Linked DNA regions of Homo sapiens: regions 1 and 3 are each linked to region 2. The links are chromatin loops, found by intact Hi-C in ENCODE. Cell type or tissue: heart right ventricle. All regions are shown on one strand.

Region 1 (8,000 bases), 350 kb before region 2:
ATTGCTCTAGATTTCTTGGCCAAATTTCTAGGCCAAAAGCCTTGACTAACGCAAAGCTTCCCTTGTTGTGGAGAGCCTTGTCTACCTTGTTAAAATTTAAAAATATAACTCAAATGGTTTCTCAAAAAGAAGTTATGAGAAAATGAGTAACAAGACCCCATGTGGACCTTTTGCAGATGCCCAGTCCACTTATGCCAACATGCAGTGTATTCTGAAAGTTTGTTCCACAGCTTCAAAAGAAAACAAAATGTTAAATGAGTGCAGTGCCTCCTGTTTATTAACGAGGCATTGATATAACTAAACGGGTAAAAATGCAAAGCACATGGCAAAGCAGTATACATATGTCAATTGCTGTTATGTTTCAGTAATCCTTAGACAAAATAACCCTACTGAGAATAAGAGTGGGGTAAAAGCTTAAGTGAAAAAGCAAATAGGTTATCATATGCAGCACATTTAAGTCTTAAAAGGCAGAAAATATTTTTAAAACACATGTATACCCTGCCTTTAAAAATCTAACATTAAAAGAAATTTATATGAATTGCAAGATAAAAGATTTGTTGGATTAGTGCTAAGGTTCTAACTATCCCTTTGAAGTAGTGTAAACAGGTGAATTCAAACAAACTCAAAGATAATAAGAATAATTTTCTTCATACAACTTAGAAATGTAGAAGTTTAAGTTAAAAGTCATTGTGGAGAAAATAGCACACTTTCTTCCTGGTTTGGGCATCCAGTATTGCAAAGTTGCCTTTAAAATTCATAACTAACACTATTGTAATTACAGAACTATTTCTAGTAGATAAAAAAGGGGTAATTACCAAACCTGAGTTTTGGTAGGACCAGTCAAAATTTTATGACTGAAAAATCCTATTCACATGCCTGAATATTGGGCTTAACTGGTAAGTGTAAAGATCTTACTTGTCATGGAAAATGGAGTAGATTACAATTGCCATGTCATCTTTTCCAGAGGTACTGGGCAGAGGCAGGTGGCAGACCTGACATGCCTAGCTGCCCCCAAAGATTCTTGCTATGATGCTGTTAGAATCTTCATGGATTATTAAACCATATGTGGACTTTTTTGTTCCTACAGGTCTTTGCTTGGCTGTTCTTTCCCATATCTTCTGTGCCAGGTACTCCATGTTTGCAGCTAAACTTCTGACTCACATGATGGCAGCCAGCTTAGGTACACAGGTAGGAGAGCGCTGGCATTTTTGATTTATCGTGAGATGTTTGTGTTTCTTCTTCTTTGGTTCTTGAACTGAGTGTAAAAGTAAAGTTTAATCTCAACTTAGTTGAAATAAACTTGTTTAGTTTTGCAGTGGAAGAGAATGGGGACAGGAGAGTCATATAAGGAGAATCAGGCCTAAAATGCTTCTTTCTACAGAGAAGCACCTTAATATCATCGCTTACAAAAAAAAAAACTTCTTATCACAAAGCATCTTATTGTCAGCTAATATATGCTGAATGTATTTGTAATTTATATATACATTAAAATTAACATTTTATTAATCTGTTTGAAATATGCTGTGTTATAAATTCTTTATGTTTAGGGCATTAAGATGATATAAACTTTTAAAGCATCTGGACACTATGTATTGTTTCTTATAATAGTTTGATAGAACATTTTCTTTTGAAAAATCAGTTTTCTATGGTAGAAGAAACTGTGTGAAAAACAATGACTTATTAGCACACAATTTAAAGTATCTAGTTTAAAGCACTGTGTAAAGCACAGAAACCAGAACAAAAGATGAAATTAGATGCTTTTTCTATCCATACGGTGTTCATAGTCTAGAAAAGTAGATGTACATATAAATAACTAATTCAGTGTGATGTGTGAACATAGACCATTTGCAAACTACTCTGTGAAAATAGATGAAGGCTTAATTCATTTTTTTCATTTTTCTCTGAAGGTCAAGAAAGTCTTCATAGAGGAGATGATATTGAGCTGGGACTCAAATGAGTGAAAATTCAGTTTGTTGTTAAGGACTAAAAAGGGCCTAGACATTTATATAGGCAAAGGAAAAAAAGCATAATCACTTCTACTTTAAGGCTGAAATTATAGATCCAGGCAGAAAGAATATTCTATATAATGCTCTTATGGAGATAATTTTTAATATTGTTTTATAAAATTAAAAAATCCCACTTTTCTGGATGGGGAGACACTTCTGCAATGCAGACAATACTCTATTGATTGGGTGCTGGTCATATGTGTGTATTGAATTTGTGTGTATTTATTGTGCTGTAGACATGATTTGCACAGTTTTTTAGAATGCTAAAGTGCATTTATTGAACTCTGGATAGAACTTGAAAAAAATAGCGTTTGTGGTGGAGCTGAAATATAAAATGGAAAATTATCTTAAACATTGGGATTCTGTCACCCTTTTTTGTTCTAGGAGTGAAAATGACTGTAAATTCCATAACTCTGTTTTTCAGGGAATAATTAAGTGCTGGATTCTAAGCAGAGGTCTCTGATTGGTTTTTTAAAGGCCCTATGAGCTATGAGAAGTAGCAGTGGTTACCAAAGGGGCTTGCTTTGAATTTCACAAGGCTATTTATATTGCCTTTGTAACCTGCCTTAGCTGTCTGATCTCGCCTTTGCTTCTTGAATCTAAGATCTTAGAAAACCCGCCTTCCATAATTAGAGTTTACTTGGCTTTATTCACCACCCACTCTGGTGATTTTTTGGCAGCAGAATTTGTACAAGACTTAATTATAGCACTATAGAATTACAGACAGCTCTTCAGTGTCCTAGCAGACAAATTTGCTCGTGTCTAGGGATGTGAAAGACAAAACCAGGATTTCTATGTTGGAGCACTGACTTTTGATTCATATTGTACTTAACATTAATTTTGGACAAAACGGTTAGTCATATCCATGTTTTTCAGTATATTTTTAGAATACATGAAACAATGTGGCATGAAAAATCATGTAGTGTATGACTTGTGACATGAAATAACTAAAAAAGTATTTTCATAGCTCTTTTTTGGCAGGAAGAATTGGTATGTTATTGATAGAAAATAGTTTATTTCAAAATGCTTTATCTACTTAGATTTAACAATACCCTCTGAGTTAAGAATAGTTATCTCCCTTAAAACCTTTTAGCTAAGGCTTTAAAAAATTCTTAGACCCCCCAAAACAAGAAGCTGACTACAGTAAGTTGGGCTCCCACCCTATCTAAATTTTAAAGTCATGTTTATAGCTCCAGTTATAGAATCTTGCCAACAGGAGTTATTACAGTTCCAGCCTTGGATCTTTCATTTGGGATCCTCTGTCAATGTTATATTGTCATTTTTGGAGGTTAAATCAACTCTAGAGAAGTCTTAAAAAAATGCAGGCTTGGCCTGTGGTTCTTTAGCTAAGAGGGAAAATTCTATAGCTGACCTAGAGTGTTTGAGTTGTGAATACTTTGCAGACAAGTCTGCCAAGACCATTCATTTTCAAATCTTTATTAATGAACTAGGACTAAGTAGAACGGCTTTTGTGGAGAAGGAAAGAATGGAAATGTGGTAGTCCTGGACTTCCTTTTGGAGCAGTGTGGTATAATGGGTCCGTGAATCAGAAAGTCAGGAAAATATGCTCGTCCAGCTCTACTTTCTACTTCTAGAAATATGTAGACTATTATAACTATAATTTATTGTGTATGTGTATATGTGTGTGTGTGTGTGTGTGTGTGTGTGTATTTTCTTGATTGGAGGAATATAGATACAAATCCAAAGATTATTCCTGCTTTAAAAATCAAGATTCTGCTTGAATCTGGAGTTTGTCATTATAGCACCCTTGAGAATCATTGACTATAAAATATCAGTAGGTGGCAGTAGAAGATTTATTTTTCTCCCTTAAATTTATCGATCTCTCTTTAGCCATGATGGCGTTCAGTAAAAAACTTGAGAGATGCTTTCATAGTACTTCTTTAACTGGGCAAGAGGGTATTTGCAGCATAGCAAATACACATTTGTGGTGTCCTACCTTTCTCTTTTTATCCTCTTTATTCAGAATTTAATTAAATGCAAATGTACCATAAGAAAGATTGTACTCCACTGGCTTTGAATATATCTTTCTACTGCTTATATATGTTTAAATTCAGGGACATAAAATTAGCTTCATCATTATATTTATGAGCATTAAGTGTGTTATTGATACAGAAAAATGTTTTTATTATGTCATAGAAGCTTTGAGATAAAGGTCTCTATTTTCAGTTTATCAAAAAATGTACATATTTCTTCAATACCAAGTTATTTTTTCTCACTTATATAAATGAAAATGATTAAATGACAAGAAATTGTGGGGCTCTTCAAGTATGATGTGAAGAAACAGCAAACAAATTTTCATGGTATTGGGTGATATTTCTGAGAAAAACATCTAATTATATCTTTGGGATTTTTATCTTTGAATCACATTGCCAACCCATGTGTGCCCTGATAAGGCTGGTAAACAACTAGTGACAAAGAGCAAGTTTGCAGTTCAGGGTTCTCAGTTCTGGAGGTTCTGTCAGGAAAAGCAATCCTCCAAATCTAAAAAAAGAACAGAAGTTTCCTCATAGAAAACATGATGAAAAGATAGAACTGTATTTACTCTGATTAATAATACTTAACAAGGGAAAATATTTGTTTTTCTTCTCTATGGTTTGTTATTTGTACAGCATAAACACATTTTCTGAAACTAAATAGCAAATTCATCTAGAAATGTGTATAAGTCCGTACATTAACCGCAAGACTATAGCTTAGGGGTCTATTCTCTGGAATTTAAAAAAGTTGGACTGTTACTGTCTTTTGATCACTTTCTCATTCTGCAACATTTTGGGATGTCATTTTGCAATGTCCTGTTTCCCAGGGAGGATCCTACTCAGACACCCTTGCGAAAAGATTCTGCTTTAATCTGGAATTATGTCATTCTCGCTTTGAGTACCTAGCATCTTTGGGAATCTTTGTGCATGACTAAAGGCAGAAGTCCTGTGTGACTTCCCAAATGCTGGCTCCTTCTGGATACTATGAATCCTGGTTTCTGTTCCAGCAGCTTGCGCTGCTTTGTTGAGATTGCCAACTCAAGAAAGTCATTGTGTGAGTAAGGCTTGAAGACACATATGTAACAAGCATATTTTAATCAACTGAAGCAGAGTAAGATAGAGATGGTAAAATGTTCATCAGTCAGAAAAGAATTTTCCTTAGTTGGAAGTTTTTGTTAATCACTTATTAACCAGAATATCCTTTGTTATTTCTACTTTTTTGCTGAATAAAAAAGTATGTAAGCGTTTAAGTACAAGGATCAAAATTAAATCTTGCTTTGAAGATTAGGAAATTGAGAAGCAGAGGGTCATTTTTCAGTAGAACATTTATGATTATATGTTAGTGGAGATATAAATGGATCAAGAAAGTAGCAAGGAAAGTGTTTCCTAAACTTCAATGCAGGCATCTTGTTAAAATTCAGGTAGTGCATCAGTGAGTCTATGGCGGGTTTCCGGATCCTACTTGTTAAGTAAGGTATTAGATTAGCTATATTATGACCCCAAAACATCTCTGGTTGTTGTTGTTGTTGCTGCCACTGTTGCTGTTATTATTATTACTAAATCCATATAATCAAGCTATTTTTCTTAGTATGAAATTTTATTTAAGAAATCCCATTAATTAATTTTTTTAGTTTCATTTCAAATATTATTGCCTTTAAAACGACTGCACACTTGTATCTTTCCCTCATTAATGAAAGGCTGCTGCTGTGTCCTTCTGATTTTTTTTATTTCTTTTTTCTAAGAAAGGGAAAGGTCCTTAGGCAAGTGGACTAAGAGATAATTTAGAGTATGAACAAGGCCTTTATTCTGGTCATTCTCATAGCATTTGACAATTTGTAAAACTTCTCAGTGTTGTTTTGGACATAAAATAAACTACTAGAAAGAAGATATAACTAGTTCCCCTGCCCCAAGTTCATTCTTTTCTACCAAGATCCTGTAGGTGCCCTCCCCCCGCTAGAATAATATTGAGTATGTAAGCCTTTTTTTTTTTTTTTGTACAATTAACTGTATTTAAATGTGTCTTTATGTAGAGATTGGGGTATTTAACTGTATCTTTTCTTCATGTAGAGATTAGTTGGGTGAATATGAATAAAGACATTCTGCACACAGATATGAATATACATTTAAGTTGAATTTATTAAACTATTTGACTCAATTTAGGTATGCTCAATGGCATGGTGAAAATATTATTACATTCATGACTGAGTGACCATTCAACATTCAATTGTGAAATTAAACCAAAAAACTGAGCCAGACCCGCATCTCAGGTCAAGACCATTATTCATCCAGCAGTTCGACCACTTCCATCTCATCTATCATATGTACAATATTAAGATTGCGCAATGAGAAATACCAAGCAAGATGCATACATGCACACAAAGCGTGTAAATAATAACCTAAAGCACTAACCTCATAGTAAGAACCAAGTATATACAGAGAAAAAAATCTCTTCCTCTGTAGTACTGCATAGGCTGAGAATAAGGGACCCCAGTTTGCAAAGTCTCTGTGGAGGAAATGGAATCTGACCTGGTTGTTGAAGAATGTATAAGATTTGAAGACTTGGAATGTGACACATTCTAGGCAAGGAAAAGAACAAGAACAAAGACATCTAAGTTATAGTGATCCTGGCTGCTTTCACTTGAGTAAGGCTTGCAGATCCCACAGAGAAATAGGTAAGTTTTGACTGCAGGTGAGGCAGCTTCCCATTGTCTGAGAACCATGAGGAGTTACAGAGTCACCAATGGAGTTAGTCCAAAAAGTCACAATATGAAAGGAGTATTTTTAAGGATTGATCTGGCAATGAAGGATTAAAGGAAAAATGGACTAAAGAAGGTAAGAGACTCTAATTAGGGAGAGTAGAGAGGTTGGGTGGACTGCTTTTACCATCATCCGATTAGGATGGGTTCTGAGCTTAGACAGTGGTAATGGCAATGAGAATTCAAAGGAAGGAATAAGGACTAATAAAAATATCTTATTTTGCCTTATTAAATTTCTGCACTTTTCTTGTCTGTCTTTAAATCAATAAAAAAGCCACATTGCAAATTTTATTTACTAAACATTAATGTAATATTTATTACATATTACAGGAGGTAGAGATTATGAGGTAGGTACTAATATTATTCTCATTTTACAGATTAGGAAATTGTGACATAAAGAGTTTAATTACTTGCCATAGGTCACATAGTGGTAAGTAACAGAACTAGTATTTGAACACAGCAGCCAGCCTCCAGTCATTTTTAAAACTGCTATACTAAGTTGCTTCATAAATGAGGAATTAATGAAATTTACTCTGTCACCAAATGAGAGAGAAGATTTTTAAGGTGACTGTGAAACTAGTGGTTTCATTTGACTTAAATATGAAAGTGGAAAGGTTTAATAATTGGAGAACGATATGTGCAATTTTGAGCATGAGGGGTTTAAGGTTTCCATAGCATGGAGATTTAGATGTTATCTACATAAATGTACAGCTTCTTGACACTTTAAAATAGGTTCTCTGAGACAGGTTGGGTAGAGAACCTGTGTATATAGAATACATATAACTAATGTCATTAAGGGCTGGGCTTTGTGGCACTGAATTTAGTGATTTACACATATTGCATTATTTACTCTTATAACAACCAGATGAGATGGGTACTGTTATCATCCCTAAAGAGACTAAGAGATATTCAGTTACCTACCCTAACTTACATAGGTAGAACATTGAAGGAAGAAGAATTTGAAGCCAGATGTGTCTGGCTCCAAAACTCACGTATTTAGAGACCACGCTATGTGGAATGAGAAGGATCACTACAAGAGGATTGGAAAATGTTAAAGTTTTTGAAGCCAAAGAAGGAAAAAGGTTTCAAATGGAAAGATTTGAGCATCATGAGGAGATTAGTCCTCAAATTTGGCAAGAACAAGGTCCCTGGAAACTTGGAGAGAAATGATGAAAATTAGAAAAGGTTAAAGAGTAAATGGATAGGAAGAAAATGGATGAGGCTACCAGACCACACCTGTGAAG
Region 2 (8,000 bases):
GAGATGAATAACACTTAGAGAGGAGCAGGGATGGCAAAAGGAAAGGAGGGGCCAGGCACAGTGGCTCATGCTTGTAATCCTAGGGCTTTGAGAGGCCGAGATGGGAGGATCGCTTGAGGCCACGAGTTCGAGGTCAGCCTAGTCAACATAGCAAGACCTCATCTCTATTTTTAAAAAAATTGACTAATTAATAATAATAATTTAAAAATAATAAAAGGAAAGGAGGCTCTCTTCCTCTTTGCAAAGAAGAAAAGGAAGGAGTTAAACACAGAAAAGGAAAAGGATCAAGGATTTGGAGAGATGAAAAATCATTTTTTCATTCCCCTAACAATCTTGGTTGAGGAAATCCAGGTGGAAGGAAAGGTGGAAGGGGGAAGAGAGAATGGAGAAAGATTGGAGGGAGAAAGCAGTCACAATAATAAGACACAGCTCATTATAGCTGTGGTTCTCCTTAACTCCTGGTTGTCCTCTCACCCAAGAACACATTTCAATTAGCTTGAGTGAGACAGAAGAGTTTATTGGGCAGATACAAAAATATCTTATAGAAAGCACACTCAGACCACAGGAGGGATTGGTATCTACAACAGCAAATTGATAAGCTGTAGGGAAAATTCTTTCCCTCTGGCTTTCTTGCTGGTTTTCTCTATTTCTCCCTTCCTCATCTATTCCTTCTCCCTCTCCCTCCCCATCTCCAACCCATGGTTCCTCATCTCTTCTCCCTGTGTGTTTTTCCTTCTTCCTCTATGTGTGCTGTTCTCTGCCGGTCCATTCGCGAGATAGGCCTGGCTTCCTGTAGCTCCAGGGAATCTCTTCATTTCAAACAACCAGTAGTTAACTGGTATTCTTGTCCCAGGTCCAAACTCTCAAGTTGAAATATTTAGTTGGCCTAGCCTAGATCAGGTGTCCACCATGGTTCCATGAGATCTGGTCAGTTAGTTCCATCTAACTGCCAAGGTATCTACTTTTGTTGGGGAGTTGGGAGAGACACCAAGTAGCAGAAAGGGGAATTACGGACTAAACAAGCAGCTTCATTTAGTTCTACAACCCTTTGCAACCTTGTCCCAGGCTCTTGCGTGGTGTCCTTAGTCTCCAGCCCCTATCCCAAGAGTTTTCAACCTCTTACAACACTGTTTCTCACGGTGTTGTCCAGGTCGCTTGCATCAAAGTGTGTTCATTAAAAATGTGGATACCTAAGCCCCTTACTCCAGACCTATTCCAGAAGCCTTGTGTGTTAAATACACCTTAGGGACTGGTTTGAAAATCTCAGTGCTAAGAAGACTGTATTGGAAAACTCACTCTGAGTTTTGAATAAACTTTTGAAATAATAATTATAGATATAATTATGATATTAATAGATAATATTTATTAAATATTATAATAATAATCCTATAAATAATTATGTTATATAATTATAGATAATATATATTATTTTATAAATAACTATTATAGATAATATTTATTATAAATAATTATTATTACAGATATTTATTATAGATAATAAATGTAAAACACTAGTTATAAAAAGTATATAGCACTCTCTAGATTAAAAGGATATTTATTTTTGAATTTCAGAAAGTACAGAGAAGTTGCTATTATGCCAAAAGTAATATGCAGAATTTTCTTCTTTATTTACATGCCATACCATTTACTTTGTGCATCCACAATTCCTATTAAGTCTGTAAGGAGCCCAAGAAATCTGCATTAGTGTTTATCACATTTCTGGCTTTTTCACAGCCATCTTGATGAGTCCCTATTCTGAGTTTATTTTCTCTTCATTTCTAGCTCTATCTAGATAATCCTAACATGTTTATCTCAATACAACTATGTACTAGGTCTCAACATCAAATGCCACTGCCACTCTCCTATGAAAGTCATCTACAACAAAACTTACGCTAGTCCTCCTTACCTACGGATTGATCATCAGTACACACTCATTTTCTCTGACTAAATTCTCTCCTTCACTATTTCTCCAAGCTTGTGCTTCTCAAATTTGGATACATACATTTCCAGGGAGGTATAATTTTAGATCAGGAGCCATAAGACAATGTTTCTCACTGGAGCATTTATTTAAGTGAGGATTTGGATGATTAAATAACTTAACTGGAAAGCAACTATATGAGTTATTTTTGTCTTAAATAAGACCTGGATATGTTAAATAGAAAGATACAAATTTACATTAAATTTTAAGAAAAAAGGTGGGCCTTCAAAAAATATGTGCTATGTCCTCCAAGTTCCCAATCTTGGGTGCCTTATTTACTTGATAATATGTTATCAGTTTAGCTGATCTTCTTGAAACACACACATTCAACAACTATGCAAGTACTAGTTTAAACGATAAGAAAAGCTTGCAGAAAAATGTCAGTCAGGCCCAGCATATCATCTCCCCTTTCTATCTCATTCTAACTGAATCCCAAGGGTCGCTGGTTTTCAAGGGGTTGGGTCAGAGCCAAAAGAAAGCAATTTCATTTTCAAGTAAGTGTAGCATTCAGTAGATCTTGAGCAAAGTAAATATCCTCGGAGCTGGTTTCATAATAGGTTCCTCCTATGAAGACTGGCTCCAACCAGTTCTTGGGAAACGTGCTTACAGACAAGAATTGCCCAACTGATTTCAGTAGACAAGAAAGTACACAGGGCAGCAGAGGTCAAGCCAATGACTGTACAGCCTATACACATCTTTATGGATAAATTAATCCCCAAAACAATGGCACATACTTACTTAGTATTAAGACTTAGATAACACAATCTAAAGAGCTCAAGGCATTCTTCATAAAAACTTAAAAGTAAACAATGATGTTCATTCTTTTCTGGCTGACAGGGTGAAAATTACCTCCATGGGGCTTGGCCATACAGATAGCTTGAGTAGACAGCTGCCCACACAGTGTAATTTGAGGGGAGCCACAAGGTTCTGTCTGTTGGAAAACATATTCCCCTTTGATTTCTCAGAGCATAGCCTTCCCCAGATTCCTGGCTTCCATTCTCACCATTAGTCACCAGAGTTAGATACTAAGTAGAAGCAGTACGTCCATAAAGTCATTGCGGAAATGTATACTTAAATGACCTGAGAGGGGCATTGGGTTTTTTCCCATTTATACAATAAAACACATTCACACATTAACATGGATTAGTTTACCTTGGTTAATTGTCAATCTGGAAAGCAAATGCTAGGATTCTGATGGCATGTGACATAAAATAGTAAGCTTTTGATGACAATTGAGGCATGGGTTTCATGGGAATCAGAAGACCTGGTTGGGCCCAGCAGAGGGCACTCTAGGAAACCAGCACAAGAAGATTAGACACAACATAGTAGAGATAGACTTACTAAATTTAGCTTTTTATTCCTTTGTAATTTTTGCTAAGCCAGCCCCGACCACCACAAAGCAAATAGGACCACTTTAAAGTTAACTGGTCATGAGTAGAGTGCCCAGGAGGCAGCAAATTGCTTCTGAATTCTGAAAGTGCCAAAACAATCGTCATCATCATCATCATCACCACTACTAAAAGCCATATACATTTCTCAATAGCTTCTGGTAGAATCAATCGCTTTCATCCCTCTGGTGGGTAATATAAAGGAGCTGGCAGAAAACATGGAGAAAGAGAATTAGAAAGGCCAGAGGAAACTCACAACTGATAAGCAGAGGCTGGGGATGGTAGTAAAAAGACAGCTAAGGCTGAACACAGAGGTTCATGCCTATAATCCTAGCACTTTGAGAGGCCAAGGCAGGAGGATCACTTGAGCTTGGGAGTTCAAGACCAGCCTGGAGCCAGGCGCGGTGGCTCACACCTGTAATCCCAGCACTTTGGGAGGCCAAGGTGGGTGGATCACCTGAGGTCAGGAGTTTGAGAGCAGCCTGGACAACGTGGTAAAACCCTGTCTCTACTAAAAATACAAAAATTAGCCGGGCATGGTGGTGCGTGGCTGTAATCCCAGCTACGTGGGATGCTGAGGCAGGAGAATCGCTTGAACCTGGGAGGCAGAGGTTGTAGTGAGCCGAGATTACGCCACTGCACTCCAGCCTGGGTGACAGAGTGAGACTCTGTCTCAGAAAGAAAGAAAGAAAGAAAGAAAAAGAAAGAAAGAAAGAAAGAAAGAAAGAAAGAAAGAAAGAAAGAAAGAAAGAAAGAAAGAAAGAAAGAAAGAAAGAGAAAGAAAAAAAGACCAGCCTGGACAACATAGCGACACCCCATCTGTACAAAAAATACAAAAATTAGCCAAGTGTGGTGGTGCACACCTGTAGTCCCAGCTACTAGGAAGGCTGAAGTGGGAGGACTGCTTGAGCCCAGGAGGTCGAGGCTGCAGTGAGCCGAAATTACACCACTGCACTTCAGACAGGGTGACAGAGCGAGACCCTGTCAAAAAAAAAAAAGACAGCTAAGATAACATCGTCACTGATTGCCACGTAAAGTAGATTGCTGGAATGGCTACAAAATTCTTTTACTATCTGACACTGGTTTGTTCACATACCTGTAAAGTATTTATAGAAATTCACAGATAGATCAGGTAGAGCCAGATCAGTTAACTCTTAGAGAGCCAGAGGACACTTTCTCCACACAGCAAATCAAATTGTTCCTGAGGAAAAGCATGGAGTTCACTTTAGGTACACAAAGATAATCCCAACATAGACTTGACAGTGTGCTTGCTGTAAAAATGAGTTTTGAAAAATTATCAAAAAAATTAATAATCAGTGATCATGTAGAGCAAAACACAGGTATCCAACACATTAGGTTAATGCAAAAGGAATTGCGGGTTTTACCGTTTTAAAAGTAATACAGCAAGGCCAGGCGCAGTGGCTTATGCCTGTAATCCCAGCACTTTGGGAGGCCGAGGTGGGTGGATCACTTGAGGTCAGGAGTTCGAGACCAGCATGGCCAACATGGTGAAACCCTGTCTCTACTAAAAATACAAAAATTAGCTGGGCGTGCTGGCGGGTGCCTGTAATCCCAGCTACTGGGGAGGCTGAGGCAGGAGAATCACGTGAACCCACGAGGCGGAGGTTGCAGTGAGCTGAGATTGCACCACTGCACTCCAGCCTGGGTGACAGAGTGAGACTCCATCTCAAGAAAAAAAAAAAAAAAAAAAGCCAGTTGCACCTATAATCCCAGCTACTCAGGAGGCTGAAGTGGGAGGATCGCTTGAGCCTAGCAGTTTGAGGCCAGCCTGGGGAACAAGGTGAGACCCCCATCTCCAAAGTAACAAGAATAATAATAATAAAAATAATAATTTGTCTTTAACAATGATCCTATCTTCTGACCTAAACCAATATAAAAGTGTTAATCTTTGATGAGAGAAGAGGATATAGGGAAGGTCAAGGGCTAGAATTGTCCCTGTCACTGTATTTATTATACCTTTTGTTGTTTATCTTGCTCCACTGTACTGTATACATTTTCTGTGTGCAGAGACAAAGTGCTTGGGCTTGGTAAATGCTCAGTAAACATTGATTGATTGAATAAACACAATACTTTACTTAGGGCTGAGGTAGAACTTGAGTGATAGCACAATTGGAGGTGATAGGAGGAAATCTAGTCAGGCTGATGGAACTTGGTGCACAGTATGTGTGCTTACGGGCAACAGGTATCAGTGATATCCAAAAAAGAAGTTCTCGACAAGCCATTGGTCAAATGGCAGAAGCCCAAATATGGGAAATCCAGAAGTGGCAGCACGCAAAAGTACATGTACATGGAGAGATAGAATTAGGAAAATCTGTCAGCCAATAGCCAAATCCCGCCATTGGATTGGTGTCAGAGGAGATTACAGTCATTGAGAAGGCATCCACATCAACAAGGCAGAGGCCAGGTTCTAGAATATAAAGTTATCAAGATAGAAATACAGATGTTTTTAGAAGTGGGAGCTTCCAAAACCAGGTTAAACGGAAGCAGTGGTTCGGTTTCATTAAGAAGGAAAGCAATAGTAGCAGTCTGGCAACAGATGTTATTGGTCCATTTTACAGATCAGAAAGCTGAGGCTCAGTGAGAATATGTAAACTTGTCGAAGGCCATACAGCTAATTTAAATTCGTGATTCTGGTTTAAAAATAAAGCCTACCTATGTCGGGTGTGGTGGCTCACACCTGTAATTTCAACACTTTGGGAGACAGAGGTGAGTGGATCACTTGAGATCAGGAGTTCAAGACCAGCCTGGCCAACATGGTGAAACCCCATATCTACTAAAAATACAAAAATTAGCCAGGTGTGGTGGCACACACCTGTAATCCCAGCTACTCAGGAGGCTGAGGCAGGAGAACCGCTTGAACCCGGGAGGCAGAGATTGCAGTGAGCTGAGATCATGCCACTGCACTCCAGCCTGGGCAATAGAGTGAGACTCTGTCTCAAAAAAAGATGTCAAAAAAAAAATAAAATAAAGCCTAGCTAAATCCAAATCCAATTATTCTTCTTTTTCTTACTTTAGCCTGTAACTCTTAAAAATTTAGTTACTGGAACTGGTAAGTCAGACTAGCTTTGTAACTCGATTTTGAATCTTTCAGACATCTTGCAGCACTGGACTAGAACTCCTCAAATTAGCTCTTAATGGTTGCAGAGCTGGGGATGGAGCTGAAACTACAACAATGGTTCTCAACCTTGCCTGCACATTGGAATTATCTCCAGTGTTTAAAAAATGCAGATGCCTAGGTTCCACCACCAGAGATGATAATTTAATTGATCTGAGGTATGGCTCATGCATCAGGACTTTTTTTTTTTTTTTTTTTGAGACGGAATCTCGCTCGGTCGCCAGGCTGGAGTGCAGTGGCGCAATATCAGCTCACTGCAACCTCCGCCTCCCGGGTTCAAGAGATTATCCTGCCTCAGCCTCCTGAGTAGCTGAGCCTACAGGCATGCGCCACCACACCCAGCTAATTTTTGTATTTTTAGTAAAGAAGGCGTTTCACGATGTTGGCCAGGATGGTCTCAAACTCTTGACCTCGTGATCTGCCCACTTCGACCTTTCAAAGTGCTGGGATTTACAGGCGTGTGCTACTGTGCCTGGCCACATCAGGATTTCTTAGGGTCCCCCTAGATGATTCTAATGTGCATCCAAGCTGGAAACTACTGGCTTAGAAGCAGAAGTCAAGAGGCCTCAGCTGTTTGCAGAGGAAACCTATGGTCGCTTGTATATTTCAATGGGATAGGAAAAATACTAGAAGACTCATGGGCTTGCATTTTTTTTTTCTTGAACAAGTGGACCATAGCCGACTCTTTGTTTTTCCAGTTTAACCTTAGAAAATATGCCCAAAGTCAACAGGTATACAATTAACCTTACAAGTCAAATGGTTCCATGTTCTTAGATTCTAAGTGCTAGTTGTGTGTGACCCTAGGCAAGGTTTTAGAACTGAATCTCCCAAATTGCTCATTACTATTCTATGCTTGGCTAAAACTCTTACATCACCCCACAATGGAATGTGACCCAAGTCAAGAAGAAAACAAAAACATTTGTGTTGTTTTCATGATTAGTAATGGGAATGAAGAAGGATTGAGGTATCTCAAAACAACTTGTACTTTTCCCAAACTATTTAAGACCTGATTCATGTAATACTTACTAATCTTGATGCCTACAAATGATACAGTACATGTATAATTTCTGGATGTGTAAATTCTAGACATTTAATTTGCTTGGACCAAATCCTAATCATAGAACTTGTTTATTATTTAAGGTACACACTTAATACAGCAAATACAACAAGTTTCCTATCGCCAGCTTCCATGATCAGAATTCTTGTGCACAGCTCCCTAATAGGAAACAATTAATTATACAATAAATACATGTTTGTTTAGGGTCACTATACATCTTTGTGTGCCTGGAATTGTCCTGGTTTACACCTGTCATTCCAGAATAATTATTAATAGCACCCTCTCTCACTCTCAAAATTGTTTCATTCTTGGTGATAAATTTTCTGGGTACCCTTACACATAGCTCACTCAATCTGCCCTTGCTCTGAAACCACTATAGTGATACATCATGTTTGGAATGTGGTCTATTTCTATTTTGAACACTCCAATAGCTATTCAAGA
Region 3 (8,000 bases), 99 kb before region 2:
TATTATATTGGAAACCTCAGTTTTGCCTTTTACTAAAACCATTTACTCAAATACTACACTGAAAATAATTGAATAACTGTACAATAAATAGCAACTCAAGAGACACAAATAATCACTTCATAGTTAAATGCTAAACTGATGATACTGACAATAATTCCCTATCACTTACTCTGGGTATCATTGGGAAAGTTACTCAGTTTCTGTAAGCCTCAGGTTCCCTCTTCAAAAAGTGAGAATAATAATAGAACCCACCTTAGGACTAGGACTGTTGAGAGGACTGAGTAGTATAAATAATACATGTGAAGCATGGCCATGTGTGCAAAGCAGGAACAGTGCTCAGAAAATATTAGCTACTCTTATTGTCAGGGTGGTGGTTGCTATCTAGTGTTATTTGTAATTATTCTTAGCAATAATAATAATTTGATAAGTTCACAGGAATATCTAGAAAAGTCAGAGATGGCTTTAGGAAAGATGTGGTCCTTAGCCAGGCTGTAAATGTTACCAAATTTGGATGAGTCTAGAGGCAAAGGAAGTCTCTTCAGGTTCTTCATATAGAAGTCATGAATGGGAAAATGTACAAGGTGGGGAGAGCATAGTTATCCTTGTCTGGCTGGAATGAAGCTTATGATAGGAGAATAAAGGGAAATACTGTTGAAAAGGCCTTGGGGGAGGGGGATGGTCACATGAGCAAAGTCTTTGTGCCACGCTATTATGGGATCTATTTAAACAGTTTAAAGTAATTGGCAAAAAAAAAAACTTCCAAAAAAATTATTTTTTGTAAATACCATAACCACTGCAATTATTGAATTCTGGCCTTTTGCATTCTATCTATAAAGACAAGTCCAAAGACAGCCACCAGGGAGTTTATTCCGCTGGAGGACAGAACCATTATCACGGATGCTTTTGCTCCTTCCACTGATACTGACTCTGAGAATGAGCTCAGAGCAGCATGAAAGGAATTTAACATAAATAAATAATACATAAATGCATAAAACACAAACTGTAATCCAGAGTGTGATCTTCTTGAGATCAGGGGCCATGATTTAAAAATCTCCCATGCCTCTCATAGTTGTAACACCTCTTACAGTGCTAAGAACCTACTGAATTGAATTCCTCGAGCACTTTTTTTTTAAGACACTGAACAAATGAGCACTGAAGTGAAAGAACTTTATCTAATCCTTAAGGCATAGAGAATGGCACCAGTCAGGGGCCCTCTGAACTTGGCACTGCTTGTATCTCTGTGAACTCATAGGGGATTCTCTTTTTCTTTTCCTGTCTCCATCTCTGTTTCATCAACTAGAACTTATCATTTTCTTCTCCTTTCAACATCTGTTTTCTATTGCATCCCATTGTTTTCATTTTTCATCTATCTTGATCATTCTCATACATTCACAGCTCTGTTAGTAATCCCACAGATAACTATGTATGACTTGTTCTCTGAGAGAGCAAGCCTTTAGCATACAAGGACTCAACTCTGCTTTGAAAAATCAAACAAGTTTTTAAATCCACCTAATAGTATTCATCAGGGAATTTTTTTTATTTTTAGAGACATGGTGAATTTTCCAATTCAGTAAGAGCAAAAAGAAATAATAAAACACCCAGATTTGTGCCATTTCAGAATGCCAGTGCACATTCCTAGTGGCAGTTAATACTGGCAGGTGCTGTGAGGAATCATACATAGGCAACTGGGTTCCTGAAGTCAGCCAAGAGTTGATTGCTTATGTTTTTAGAGCTGTGCGAAGAAGAAAAATGTAGGCACACCACTGCTGTGCAGTCCACGGGAGTCTTACAGCTGCAGGCCCTGAAGCACTTTGAAAATCGTCCCTAATTGTCTTTTGCCTCTGTGTTACCAACTTATCGCCTACCCCCATGGTGGCTTTCATGCTGTGTGTCACCAAAAGCTAGCCTCTGCTATTTTCTAAGGAAGGAACTGGCAGCTGTTCCAAAGATGAAATCTAAATGTAATCTCCATAGTTGCAGGTAGAAGCAAAGTAAATGTTTTAGAACTTTTCTTATCTTGACTTCAGGCATCATACCTCATATTTATCAACTTTGTAGCCAACTTTAGGGCAAACATTAAGAAATAAAAAACCACACACATCCACTTCTCCTTTGGCCCTCAAAAGTCTCTCCATTGGCATGACTTTGTATCTTTATATTGGCAAATACTTGGCTCAATTATAGAAGTTATAGATCTTCCTCACTAGCACAAGTCTTTTCCAGCCCAAACAGCTATTGGATTTGCAGACAGAAGGACAGCAGAGACTGCAGCACTTTGGCTTTGCTTGGCCTTTCGGACCCTTTTGGCAAAGGAAAATGGTTCTTACTAGTGAGTGCCTATCCAGCCTTAGGCAGCTCACAGGCAAGTAGAAAAAGTGTAGAAAAGGTGAGACTAGTAAGAACAAAATCTTGCTAGAGAGCTACTGACAAGAACATAGCACTTACACCAGGTGATCACTTGGATACTCAGGGTGATTACACCAGACGCTGCAAACTCCTTTGTCTACAAAGGCTGGAAGCAGACTCGCCTGGAGCACGTGGTCAAGTGGGACTGTGTCTTGTAAAGAGGGATGAAGGGAGATAAAGGGGCAACAGCTATGTGGCTTCGGTTAAACATTTGCTGGACAGGAAGCAGATCCAGTGTCAGCCAGATCTTCTGATTTTTCTAGAGAAGCCAGAAACCAGATTTTTTATGTGAAACCTCCTAATTTGTGAATGGTGGCAAGTATTTAAGACAACTTTTAAACACTATGTGGGCCAGTCACAAACTGTCGGCAGGCAGTATTCAAGCTGCCAGTTTGTGGCCTCTGGCTTACCTAATAGGCATTCCCTCATAGTCCATGTGGATCAGGAAAAAGAAATTTTTCCAGCTTTGTCTATCTTTTACAAATTTTCTACACTGAACATTTTTTTTTTCTAATCAGAGTTGTTTTCAGAGCTTTTGGACCCCTTTTCTGAACATAGTCTGGAACAAACCCCAGCTCCCAGGGTGGCCTCAGGATGATCCATCCCCTTGAGTGACCTCAAGTCCATAGCTGATCTGAGAAGAGAGGAGGGAGAGTCTGGACATTCGGGGCCTGTTCTAGACTAGTACAAAACACTGGGCTCCACCTGGCTCAGTACTACAGATGCAGGGGAGGCAAAAAGTCACTCATTCTAAGTCAGGCCAGAACCTCTTTAGCTGTGCTTGGCAATGTGGAGTATAGCTGTACAGAAGGGAATGAGATGCTGTGGGAGACAGAAGAGATATGAAAGTATAGAATGGGGCCAGGCACTATGGCTCACGCCTGTAATCCCAGCACTTTGGGAGGCCAAGGTGGGCGGGTCACTTGAGGTTAGGAGTTCGAGACCAGCCTGGCCAACATGGTAAAACCCCATTTCTACTAAAAATACAAAAATTAGCCTGGCATGGTAGCAGACACCTGTAATCCCAGCTACTCGGGAGGCTGAGGTAGGAGAATCGCTTCAACCCTGGAAGAGGAGGCTGCAGTGAGCCAAGATCATGCCATTGCACTCTAGGCCGGGCAACAGAATAAGACTCTGGCTCAAAAAATAAATAAAAAAGGAAAGTACAGAGTAGAATGGGGAGTATAGGGGAACACTATTTATTTCTAGTCCTCAACTATAAGTAAGAAAAATAAATCAAAAGTAGAGGTGCTAAATCATGAGACCATGGGAGATGCTCATTGCTCCTTTCTAACTTGTTCCATGAATGCACCCGTCCTTGTACCACACTATTGGAAATCTTCACCACAACCAGAAGCCGTGCCAGGGGTGCAGTGGCTAGGATGGAGACAACAGGCTATTTTTGTTCCAAGTGAAACAGTAGGCCAAGTGAACAGGTAAATACATGGGGCAACTCAAAAGGGATGTCAACCCCCGGAGCTGATGGGTGTGTTTCTTCTTTATGGTGTGAGAGTCGGGCCAGAAGTCTGGGTAACCAAGTCAGGACCTGCAGTTTGGGCAAGATTCGAGCTGCGGTTCAGAACCACAGCATTGGAGACAAAAGCAAGTCCTGCATGTCCAGTGTCATCTGGGCCTTGTGGTTTTTTCCTTTCTTCCTTTTTATAATGGATTTTTTTTTTCCCAGAGAGAAGATGACATCAGCCAAATATGAGATACAGGCTCAAGTAATTAAATATTTTTTGGTTTATTTACTTGTGATTTTAAAAGAATATGAAGCATGCTTGGGAGACATTTGTGTCTGGAAAGAGTTGAGCAACTCTAAAGCCGTAGCATGCAGCAATTGGTGAAAAATTGCTAAATTATGTTTCTTTTTTTTCCGTGAAATGTCAAATGTTGTTCTTTTGCTTCTATAAAGGTCAGTATGGTTTAAAGAGAAGAAAAAAAAAACAAACTTGGACCATTAACTTGTTATTGAACTTCAAAAGTGTTGTATTTACCAGTAAAAATAAATCTAAAAATGTTTTGGTGGCTCTGAAACAAGAAAGACTAGATTGTAATCAAATTAGTGAATTTCTGGTACTTTCCTCTTCTTTCTGGGTCTTTCCGTGAAAAACAACAAGGAGAAAACTAATTCAACAGCAAAAGTTGTTTATAAATACTCTATATGTTGCTTATTTGTGGAGTATGAGTTACCACACTAGGTGAGTGGGGTGTCATAATTTTCCCCTCATGCTTTTCTGCCCTTTGATGTTCTTGAACAAGAATATAGCTGTGGAAATATAATTCTTTTAACGAATACATTTCACAGTGGCATTTCCCAAATGGTAACAAGGGACTTACTCCTTCAGCAGAAAAGTCATCTCCTTTTTATAACTGATGATGTACTTGTATACACACAAACACACATAAAGAAAAGCAGAAAGTCCTATTTGTTCAAGTTTATTTTCTAATAGCCATTGTTATTTATTAGCACTCTCTGCTCTAGTCATAGCACATTACTACTTCATACCTCTTTTTGGGAAAATTATTTTGGGGGAAAAAATAAAATAGCATTACTTAACAGTGTGAAGCCATAAGTTTTTATTGGATTGTATCTTATAATCTTATTTCAAAGGCAGAGGGTAGGCTGGCAAAATGTAGGCCAGGAAATGATTATTGTTGTCCCTGACAGAACACATACTAGTGACATTTTCAAAATAGAATATGCAAAAGTTTATCTTTAGTAGCTCTGCACCCAACTGCCAATGTTTTTCTCTTTCTCTTGCCCCCTCTCCGCTACTCTCTAGCTTGTGTTCTTTTGCTGAGCTTGGCTTACTCTCAGTTAATCCCTGCTAAAGATTTCACACTGCTAGTGTCAGATGTGCTTCCTGCCAGGATACTGGCATTTTAAAGAGGGACTCCTAGACTTCCTGCCTGTTTCTCCTACTCCTGGAGCGAAAGTGAACATACAAAAATCAATTTCCCCTGGTCATCCTTTTTCCATGGCATTAGGAAGCACAGCCTCTCCACCATGCTCCTGGATTCAAATCCTGGCTCTGCTACTTGCTAGTCCTATGATCATGGGCCAGTTACTTAACATCCTTGTGTCTCAGTTTCCTTATCTGTAAAGTGAAAAAGATGATTATCTCACAGGGTTGTTGGGAGACTGAATGAGATAATATATGTAAAACATGTAAAAGAGTGGCTATACGTAATAAATACCCAGTAACTGTTCATTATTATGTTATTATTCTGTCTTAGTCCATTCAGGTTGCTCTAGCAAATATAAGGGTAATTTATAAACAATAGAAACTTATAGCTCATAGTTCTGGAGGCTGGGACGTCCAAGATCAAAGTGCCAGCAGATTTGGTATCTAGTGAGGGCCTGTTTCTCGTAGATGGTGCCTTCTCTGTGTCCTCACATGGCAGAAGAGCAAAGGGAAAAGGGGGCTAACAAGCTCCCTCAGGCCATTTTATATCAGCACTAATCCCATTGATGAGGGTAGAGCCCTCATGACCTAATCACCTCCTAAGGCCCCACCTTTTAATACCACCACAATGGGGATTAGGTTTCAACATGAATTTTGGAGGCAATTGCCAAACCATGGCAATTCCCAACATTACCATCCTTGTTTTATAAATCTCGTTTTCTGAATTGACTTATAATTACTTCTCCATTCCCTGAGCTAAGTATTTATTGTATTAGAGCCAGAAGATGCTTCATTTAAATCAGTTAATTAATTTATCTATTCTGTTGCAGGAACTGTTGTATGTGCTTTGGCTAAATCACAAAATAGACAAAATATCTGTCTGTTAGCAAAACATGCAAAAATGCCTGCCCTTGAGAAATGTATATCCTAGCAGGGAGTGGAGGGTGGGTGAGGTAGAGACAATAGATAGATAATTCAAATAAACATGACTAGATTATGTAGCATGTTAGAAGATGATAAATTCCAAGTCCAGGAGAGCGAAGGGCAGGCCAGTGGGATGCATTTTAAATAGGTGGCCAAGGAGAAGGCCTTGAAACGTTTGAGAAGGCCATTAATGAGCACGGGTAGAAGGAAGCCAGGGAGAGTCTCAGTGTCCGTCTTCAGTTGCTTTTACTTCCTTTCATGATTCACATAGTTATTTTTAAACTTTTTTACTGAGTAGAATTTTTTTGTGTGTATTAATTCTGAGTACCATTATTCATTACAGTGAGTTCCATCACATTACTAGTACCACAAAGATAATATCTTTGAGACTAAACCTTTTGGGCTATTTTTTGTCCTTTATCCTAAAATTTTCTATTGTGTTTATTATCTGGTATATTTGAATTTATCTCTCCAAAATCACCACAAAATAAAATTTTTAAATGTTTGTCTTGTTTTTCTCTCACCATTAAGTGGGGTTAATATTAGGTTCATTAGGTAAGGTTTAATTTTAAATTGTGGCCATCTGATATTGCTACATCAAAAGGAAGTTAAAATTTGCTTGCCTAACATCACTTACCAATGTAGTTGTACTGTGAGCAAAAATAGAACAAAAATAGTTTATCTGGAGATTGAAAATTCCCAGTATTGACTTTAGCATGACTGCAAAAAACTCATAACCCTCTAGTGAAGACCCCTGAAGTTAACATAATGAAGGATAGAAAAAAATGACAGATGGGACAAAAGCAAACTTCCTGGTAAAATGTGGAAGTATTCCTCAAAAAAGGCTGTTCATAATAAACTTGGGTATTTTAGTTACGGGGTCAGAAAGAAAAATTTTAGATTGATTTATTTAGTTCAGAGAAATTACATGAAAATATAAAACTGTAAACTTTTCTATAATGCTCTCTTTTATTTGAGCTTGTATGATTTTTTCTAATTAATTTCTAAAGACATTTTAACTATTGAATACTAAAATGAACTATCACTTCAAAAGTGAGATTTAAGAGTCTCTAGAACTATACTGTTTGTATTTATAAGACAGAGGAGAAGGGATAAGAGAGAGAGCCAAAGACAGTCCCTTGGAGACTTGGGGTTTCAGCAACTGTGCCACGGGGCAGTGCAGACCTCCGAGTGACCAGGTTTTCAGTCCAGGATCTTCAAGACTATCTGCAGTAAAGCCAGCAGAGTGGACAGAGGGGAAGTCACACACTGCCTTTCTTTCGTCTTCCTATTGCATGTATTCTCAACACTCAGGACTTGCCTCCCCTGAATGGATGAGAGTGGAGAAGCACAGAGGTTGACATCCCCTAAACTTGTACGAGAGTCTTTTAAACTCTGCTGCTGACATGGCGTACAAACAGTGGTCTCTAAAAGTGCATTTCATTCACTTTGGGTAGGTCATGCATTATAATATCATTTCCCCCCAAAAGTAGCTATTACTATTACTTCCTTGAAAGGGCCAGGAATATACTTGGAAGATACAGTGAGAGCTACAGTCTGGAGCATCACAGCACAGAGCTGTTGCCTGATCCCTGAAAGTACATTGACAATCCCTAAGGTCCATAGAGAATCCAGGCGACACTAGTCTTGGGCAAATCACAGCATAGAGTTAGACTTGGAATCAGACAGGCCTAAGTTTGAATTCCAGTTAGAGTGCCATCCCTAAATCCCAGTAAATGAAATAACACATAATATGCTTAG

What was found. Peaks named below come from ENCODE experiments on the same cell type or tissue, not always from the same donor. Only the 100,000 strongest peaks of a DNase experiment are listed, where the experiment ranks them.
Region 1: a loop joins it to region 2, with 3 times the contacts of the local background. A loop is called at or near these places in 25 of 110 quality-filtered maps.
Region 3: it touches region 2 in a loop (2.1-fold over the local background); 9 of 110 quality-filtered maps call a loop at or near these places.

The regions. Positions count from the first base shown.
Region 1 is chr5:90,862,670-90,870,669 of GRCh38, forward strand. ADGRV1 (adhesion G protein-coupled receptor V1) reads left to right here. Exons shown (of 90, transcript NM_032119.4): 83 at 1,088-1,188. Among named protein-coding and RNA genes, the nearest start is that of ADGRV1, 310 kb to the left of the region's middle. In heart right ventricle, a CTCF peak has its summit at 3,819 (motif pointing right); no DNase peak of the experiment used is centred here.
Region 2 is chr5:91,216,719-91,224,718 of GRCh38, forward strand. The region is part of intron 3 of LOC107986432 (a long non-coding RNA gene); the gene reads right to left. Among named protein-coding and RNA genes, the nearest start is that of LUCAT1, 94 kb to the right of the region's middle. In heart right ventricle, a CTCF peak has its summit at 3,237 (motif pointing right); a DNase peak (open chromatin) is centred at 3,284; H3K27ac peaks cover 1,509 bases.
Region 3 is chr5:91,117,627-91,125,626 of GRCh38, forward strand. All of the region lies in intron 87 of ADGRV1 (adhesion G protein-coupled receptor V1), which reads left to right. Among named protein-coding and RNA genes, the nearest start is that of LUCAT1, 190 kb to the right of the region's middle. In heart right ventricle, no CTCF peak of the experiment used is centred here; DNase peaks (open chromatin) are centred at 2,752 and 3,065; H3K27ac peaks cover 7,262 bases.